3 separate regions of the Homo sapiens genome follow, and all the other regions are linked to region 3. A link is a loop called in an ENCODE intact Hi-C map of the cell type or tissue named here. Cell type or tissue: endothelial cell of umbilical vein. All regions are shown on one strand. Region 1 overlaps ARMCX5-GPRASP2 (ARMCX5-GPRASP2 readthrough). Region 2 holds the start of TMSB15A (thymosin beta 15A). Region 3 overlaps ARMCX5-GPRASP2 (ARMCX5-GPRASP2 readthrough).

Region 1 (2,500 bases), 70 kb after region 3:
TTTCTTTTCAGAATATTTTCAGTCCAAGATTGGTTGCATTCATGTATGCAGAATCCACAGATACAAAAGGTCAACTGTACTTATTTATTTAATTCTCACCACAACCTATGAGAAGGATCTATTGTTGCCTGACTTTAGAAAAAAGGAAACTGAGGTACAGTGAAGACAGAGTTAGCAAGTGCCAAGGCTTAGATGTGAACACAGGCTGTGTGGCTCCTGAGTAAATTCATCTATCCAGTGTGTGCTGCTGCCTCTCAAATGATGAGAAAAATCTTGCTTTTTCAGGCCGGGCACAGTGGCTCACGCCTGTAATCCCAGTTACAGGGATCACCTCGTGATCTCAGTGATAGATAACACCAGGTAAGCAAAGTGTGGAGTTTGCCTAATGGCTCCTGGACTGTTTGGTATATTAATATATTACAGGAAAGCTGGGCACAGTGGCTCACGCCTGTAATCCCAGCACATTGGGAGGCCTAGGCGGGCGGAACACTTGAGGTCAGGAGTTTGAGACCAGCCTGCCAACATGGCAAAACCCTGTCTCTACTGAAAATATAAAAAGTAGCCAGGCATGGTGACGCACGCCTGTAATCCCAGCTGCTTCTCAGGTGCTGAGGCAGGAGAATTGCTTGAACCTGGGAGGCGGAGGTTGCAGTGAGCCAAGATTGCACCACTGCACTCCAGCCTGGGCAACAGAGCAATACTCCATCTAAAAAAAAAGAAGAAGAAAAATCTTACTTTTTCATCACGGCACAACACAATAAAACAGTGGGTTAAATTGTGTCCCCTCTGATTGGAAATGTGTATATTAAAGCATTTCCATTTGCTCTTGACCCCAAATCTACCTCGCATTTATAGATTTATCTCTTACCTCATCAGTAAAGTTTAGGTTGGGGTGTTCACAGTGTAGAGGAGTCCCTCCCAGAGAGCAGAGTGGTTATCCTTCATTACCCCAACCTGTACAGGCTTTTCAGACCTTCGCCTACCCCTCTTAGTCTCCAGGATACTGTGAACATAGCAGCCCAGACCCCATTCCGCTGCCCCTCTCCTCTGTCAGTCACCTCCTGCTGGCCCTGCCCCACGTTATGCCTTCCAGCCAGTGACTATCAAGGGGCAGTAGAGCTACCTGGTGTTCCATCATATGGATGCCCCAGAGTATGTTGTTGTTGTTGTTGTTGTTTTACAGTCCTCTTGCACTTTTAAGTTTTTTTCAGGCAGAATTTGAATCATTCGAATGGTTCCATAAAGGTTAATAAGCTAGGTTTTTAGGAAGGTATTGTATTTTTTGGTTTTTGTATACACTTCTTTGCAAAAAAGTTTGATAGTGGAGGTGCATTGGTGCCACCTTGTAACAGAAGCCTGAACTGCAGCCTGAACTGCAGCCTGAACTAGTGTAAGCTGGAAGGTGAAAGGGAGGGACTGTGGTCCAAACTTACAAGATAGAACTTTCTGGAAGTCTGGGCGTAAAAGGTGGCATACACAGGCAAAAAAAGATACTGAAGGCCTCTAAGCAGGAAGTACAGGTTTTTAGTATGTTAAAGAGAAAGAGGTATGTGAGAGGAACTAAAAGATCATTTTAATGTTTATGTGTTGAGACTTGTGGTTAAATAGCTAGAAGCCTATATAAGCAAAAATGGGATCAGACCATTTATGATTTTTGTAATCCACTTTCACTGTTATTGTGATTACCTTTCTGTGTAAATATATTTTTATGATAACATTTGAAATAACTACAACAAAATTTTAGTGTCATTTTTTTAGTGGCCTGGGTATCATCTCATCATGTGGATGCCCTAAAATTTATTTAATTGGTATCCTAATTACAAAAATTTAGTTCCCTTACTATTTTTTTCTATTACAAACAATAGTATACTTAACACTATGCTCATATAGATGCAAATGTCTTTGTGAGCATTTATTTATAAGTTCCTGAAAATGTCATTTCAAAATCCTTTGAACTATAATATTCTTCAAAATACTATTACTAATTTATATTCCTTATATCACAGTATGAAAATGCCTGTTTTTCCACACATTAAAAATAATGTGAATCATTAATCTTGTCTGCAAGAAATCATTTTTTCATGATTATTTTTATTATAATTTGTTTTTGCTACCTTCTAGAATTCCATCCTATGGATGTGATATTATCAGTTTTACAACTCTATGTTATTCAGAGTATTCTGATAGTTCCTATTACTCACATTCTGTGGATGAAATCTTTTCAAAGTCTGTGCACTACAAAAGGGCACAGTTCCCATAGCTGTTTGTACTGGTGAGCAGAATGTGTTCCTCCTAGGAGAATTCTGGTATTGTGATAACAGAACATGATTATTGTATAAGAGAGAGTTCGTGTGTGCTGACAACTACGTTTCTCTCTTCCTTCTGCCCCTTTATGGCCTTAGGTTTCATTTGGTCTCTAAATTCAGGCTCTGCAGTGAAGGAAGGGAATTATCAGGATGACAGGCCTTAACACTGGATCCCCATCAACATCTTCCACTAT
Region 2 (2,500 bases), 250 kb before region 3:
TCTACCCGCTCATTTTCAACAGAAAAACAGCAACAGATCTTAGAAAAGTTATATTTTTGTTAGAATAATTTTAACTCCACATCATTAGCCCATTTTGATATGCAGTAAATGCCGTTGGATCAGAACGCACCAGAAACCAAGATTCTCCAGAAACCCAGAGCCAATATGTCTGACTCTTAAAATCACAGCAAGGGTAAAATGGAGGTGATAGAAGCACAAGAGCAGACAGGGACAGAATAAAAAATAAAGACTGGCTTTAACCAGTTAATGATTTTGTAACAGGAGATAGCACTATTCGAGCATCTTCACTTTCTATTAAATTACTTTTGTTTTTTGGCATTTTTTTTTAGGAGACGGGGAGCAGCACAAAAAAAAAAAGAGTGGCATAAGTTGTACTAATTTCTTTCTATTTTAAATGCCCAAAGATGACAGTACATTAAGGCATTACAATACACGTCTCATAATAGCTCCTTGTGGCATTGGTGTATAAACGTTGTAAGAAGGGACAGCTAACTAGGATCAAACCCAGGACTTCAGCAGAATGGGATAAACCAAATAAAAGCGAGTCTTGTTTCACCATGTTTTCTCTGCAAAGAGAGAGGTAAAGAGATGAGGCTTAGAGGTGCATGGCTGTGGACCTGACGAAATGCCTGGTGCCCTGTAAGCGTCCCGAGTTTGTCCAGAAGAGACAATAGGATATCCCAGAAATCGGAGGGCAGAGTTCTCATTCGCAAGCCCAGCCCCACCCTCGTGCAGTAAGATACTATGTCTAGTGCTTGGGGTAGAATGGAGAGGCCCCCAAGCAGCCAGAAGTGCCGAACATGCCTCCATTCCGTCGAGTTTACCCTAAGACCCTCCTCTGCCAAGCCATTAGACGCCAAGCTCAGAGCTGGAAAACTGGAACTAACAAATAAATAATAGCAGGGCCGGGTGCGTAGGCCAGTCTGTCAAGAGCAGTTTGCATACTTTTAAAAATAACTATTAGCTTTTTCTGGCGCCCAGCCTAACGGCCACGGGAGGAGAAGGAATGAGGACCAAGCCCCAGGGGGCCCATTCCGGGCGGCCTCCAAACTCCTCATCCTCTAAGCCTCCGACCTGCAGCTACTGCGGACAGGTCCCTTTAAGGGTCCGCGCTCCCCGCCTCCCAACCCCGGGGCCTTGTTTCCAGGGACCGGCCCCCAGGAGGGCTCGGCATCGAGCGCAGAAGGCGGCCCCCTGGAAGACAAAGGCGCGGACTCGCTCGCCCGGGCGGCGGTGCAGACGCGAAGCGCCAGCCCCAACCTCGGCTCCTCTGGCTCCCGAAGGCGCGGCATCCCCCGCCTCGCAACCCTGACGCCTTCCCATCCCCATGGTCCTCTGGCTCCTGCGAGGCCGCAGGTCCTCACCTGAAAGCTTGAAGACTCGTGAAAGGCTGTTCGCGGGGCTGAGACCCAGACTCGCTCCGGACCAGGTTAGCGTTCCCGCGCAGAGCCCTGCAGTGCTAAGCCACCCAGCAGGCCCCGCCCCAGCCCTCTCTGATTGGCCAAAGGTTTCCGGGCTCGCCACCCCCCCCCCCCCACCCCGCCCTTCCCCTCCTCCGCTTGAGTGTACAGAGCCCGCGTCCACCCTCTCCTCTAGGATCGGGGCTTGGTGAAGTCAGAGCCGACCCCGCCTCCCCAGGCCCCACCTCCCAGGCCTCTTCCACTGCTTTAGTCCTGAGGGTCCACATACCCTTCATCCTGACTACACTCACTCTTTCACAATAACAGAGGCCTCTGCAATAAGCAGACACATCTCGCCCAGTGAGCTTAGAACATCTGGAACTCCGAGGTCCAAGCTGAATGACCGGTATTTAGGCTCTTTCGGCTTTTTATAGCCATTGGGGCCCAAGGATGCTGTGATAACCTAACAGTAGGTTGGAAGTGGGGCTCGGTGTTGTCTGCTCTAATCCTTGGCCAGGTCGTGGAGTAGGGGTGCTCATAGTGAGGGTGGGTGGTTCAGGGCCATTCACCCCTACAACTGGACATTTCTGTGACAGTAGTGCTCTCCTATGAAATGTAAAAGTCACATTCGCAGCTTTCTCGGCCACTGAACACGATAGCAGTTTATAATAATCACAGAACAACTGAGGCTATTCACCTTTATATCCCTAATCCCTAGCACTTTGGCCCACAAGACACATTGGTTGTGGAGATGTCTATAGATTGAAGTAATAAATACGTGATGGGTGGAAGTTTTGGACAATAGCACCACCCAGTGTCTGTTGGAAGAGAAAATTGAGGATTCGGTATTTACTTGAAAGGACTAAACGTTCAAGATCATTTTCTGGATACTCACCCAGAACCTTAGAGCATTAAGGTAAGATGGAGGTAGAACTATGTCTTTAGCTTGCACCCCATGTGTGGTGGTATAGATCTATATAGATCGAAAGTCACTCTTTCCACAAGGATTTCTCAAGGCTTCCCCAGCTTACTTCATTCCCTTTTCTTTGCTTTTGTAGCACGTTGTGTTAATTTGAGAA
Region 3 (2,500 bases):
AGACAGTGGGTTACTTATTAATCAGAGATAAAACACATTAGAGCTTTGTTCATGTCAAATTTGATAGATTTCAGACTTTTCAAAAGGTATTGTAAATATGATAGTAGGCAAACACGTACACAACCAAGGTTATGAAGCAAAACATTACAGAGTGGACTCTCCTGTGTGAGTTCCCTGATTGCCTCAGCGCCCTCAGAAGGAACCACTATCCAAAATTTCTTGTTTAGTCATGAATACATCCCTAAACTAAACACATAATTGCTTTGCATATTTTTATCTCTATATAAGTAACATATTTATATATCTATTATCGAAATGTTTTCTTCTGAAAATAGTGTTTCTGAGATGTTTCTAACCAGGTGACTTTGGGACTATTTTGATATTTACCCATGCTCCTGTGAACAGGTTTGCTATGTACCGAGACTCTGCAATGCACATCTGAGAGGGCAGCAGATGACAGAGCCTCACATGCTTCTATTGTGGGTGCTGCTCAATATCTCCACAAAGAAGTTGTACCAATTTGTCCGCTCCAAGCTATGTATGGGCTTCTCGTGGCCCCAACATTTCAATTCAAACAGGATGCAACATAAACACAAATTCGATGATTGGGTTTTCTTTTCAAACTCTAGAATTATTCCAAGACATATTCTAAGGTATAATATGGAACCATTAGCTAAGCATTTTTAATGCACCTGTGAAATACACTATTTAAAACATAATACGATAGGGAAAAATAAAGAAAATCTAATGTACCAATAACAGGATCTCAGAATAAAAAATATTAAAAATCTGTGAAACCTATTTTTGCACAGATCAGGAAAAACAGATGTTTTCAAATTGTTGGATGGAATATAAGAACTATTAAAGAAATTTTAAAGTTCAACTATATAGGAAGCATTAAAAATATTAAATGGTCATGCTCTTTGACAAAACAGTTCCACTTCTGGGAATGTATCCTCCTGATATGGCCTCAAGAGTCTCCTGCTGTAACCACTCGTGTCCACACTGCTCAGGGCTGAGATGACCATTTCCTTAGTTGGCCCAGTGCCTTCATGTCCCAGATCCTGAGTCATCTACCCCTGGATCAAAACAGGAAAATCAAATCTGAATCATGGATGGATGCCCAGACTCGAAGGACCATCCACTAATTCACCACAAACATTGATACAGAGCAATGCTCAGGTCCCAACTCCTGGAGAGATTTGTAGACCTCAGGCCTCATCCCTGTCTGGGAGAAATCTTCCTTCCTCTCCCATCTTTGTGTCCTGAGAGGCCCCCACATCCCTACCAGGTACAAGCAGCCCGGTCCTTTCAACAAATTAAGTTTTCATAAAGGATGAAAGAAAAACTGGCTCCAGAAGGCTTCTGCTGTCAGCCCTCTCACAAACCTCCCCTGAAGTAAGGAGAGGGGGCACCAACCTTACTGCAGGGAGGGTAAGCAAGGAGAACAGAGATTAACCTCCTTAACAGTACATGTCCAGATACATTTGCTAAAGGTCTACCACTAGCAACTCAAGGTGCCCAGGCTGGCAGGTTCTATCCCTGGCTCTGGCAGTGGGCCTGGTGAGTAACCTCCTTGCCATTCAGCTCTGTGTTTAGGAGCACGTGCTTTATAGTCACTGACATCCATGAGGAAGAGAGGATACTGGTACCTCACCAGCACGGCTGTCATGAGATTAAATCCAGACACTAATGTGAAGAAACTGGAGCTGGGCCCAGCTAAACCATCTGCCTTACAAAATAGTAGCTGTCTTTTCCTCCTCCAAGCAGGGAACTCATGTTACTCTGAGCTGCCACCTCAGCCAGGGCCCCTTAAGAGGGCGCACATCGTAGTCACCTTGATGAGTCTTTTCTAAACCCTCAGCTGAAACTCCCTTGTTGGTGGAAAAATAGGACTTTGGCATCAAAGATCATTAATGTCTTAAGTTATAATATGAGCCTTGGAAAACAGATATATCCACTTGGCACCAACAGTATATGTGAGCGTCTGCTGGCTTTTCATTCCACCAACACCAAGTATTACCAACTTTTGTCCTTATTGCCAATCCAATCTGCTCATTTTCCCCAGACCTGTCCCATTGGAAGAATCAGCTCAGATGGTCATTAAACTTAGAGATTCACAGGGTCATCCCCTGCAATTGCCAGATTTAGCAAATAATAAGACGATTTAAAATTTTTATTTTGTTATTTATTTCATTTACTTTTATTTATTTAATTAAAATCCAGTTGGATTTTAATTTTAAATAAACTAATATTGCATGCCACATAAACTAAAAAATATTCCTATTAATCCGGAATTTAAAGTTAACTGAGTTGATTTTAATCTGGTAACTGTACACGTGGAGGGCTCTGTGGAGAGCCAAGATGCTCAGGTCAACAGCCTTAACTGAGCTCCCAGCAGACGCCAACACCAGTCATCATTCATGTGAGTGAGCTCTCTCAGATGTCCCAGATGAGTGGAACCTCCAGATGACTGCAGCCCCAGGTGACAGACATCATA

Evidence for each region. A loop is a pair of places that touch in the nucleus more often than their neighbours do. Peaks named below come from ENCODE experiments on the same cell type or tissue, not always from the same donor. Only the 100,000 strongest peaks of a DNase experiment are listed, where the experiment ranks them.
Region 1: a loop joins it to region 3, with 2.4 times the contacts of the local background. A loop is called at or near these places in 2 of 110 quality-filtered maps.
Region 2: a loop joins it to region 3, with 12 times the contacts of the local background. A loop is called at or near these places in 3 of 110 quality-filtered maps.

Annotation. Positions count from the first base shown.
Region 1 is chrX:102,834,617-102,837,116 of GRCh38, forward strand. All of the region lies in intron 10 of ARMCX5-GPRASP2 (ARMCX5-GPRASP2 readthrough), which reads left to right. All of the region lies in intron 2 of LINC00630 (long intergenic non-protein coding RNA 630), which reads left to right. Among named protein-coding and RNA genes, the nearest start is that of LINC00630, 67 kb to the left of the region's middle. In endothelial cell of umbilical vein, a CTCF peak has its summit at 1,335; a DNase peak (open chromatin) is centred at 1,355.
Region 2 is chrX:102,515,281-102,517,780 of GRCh38, forward strand. TMSB15A (thymosin beta 15A) reads right to left here and starts at 1,459. Exons shown (of 3, transcript NM_021992.3): 1 at 1,386-1,459. In endothelial cell of umbilical vein, no CTCF peak of the experiment used is centred here; no DNase peak of the experiment used is centred here; H3K4me3 peaks cover 714 bases.
Region 3 is chrX:102,764,367-102,766,866 of GRCh38, forward strand. All of the region lies in intron 8 of ARMCX5-GPRASP2 (ARMCX5-GPRASP2 readthrough), which reads left to right. Among named protein-coding and RNA genes, the nearest start is that of LINC00630, 3.5 kb to the right of the region's middle. In endothelial cell of umbilical vein, no CTCF peak of the experiment used is centred here; DNase peaks (open chromatin) are centred at 1,055 and 1,475; H3K27ac peaks cover 1,246 bases.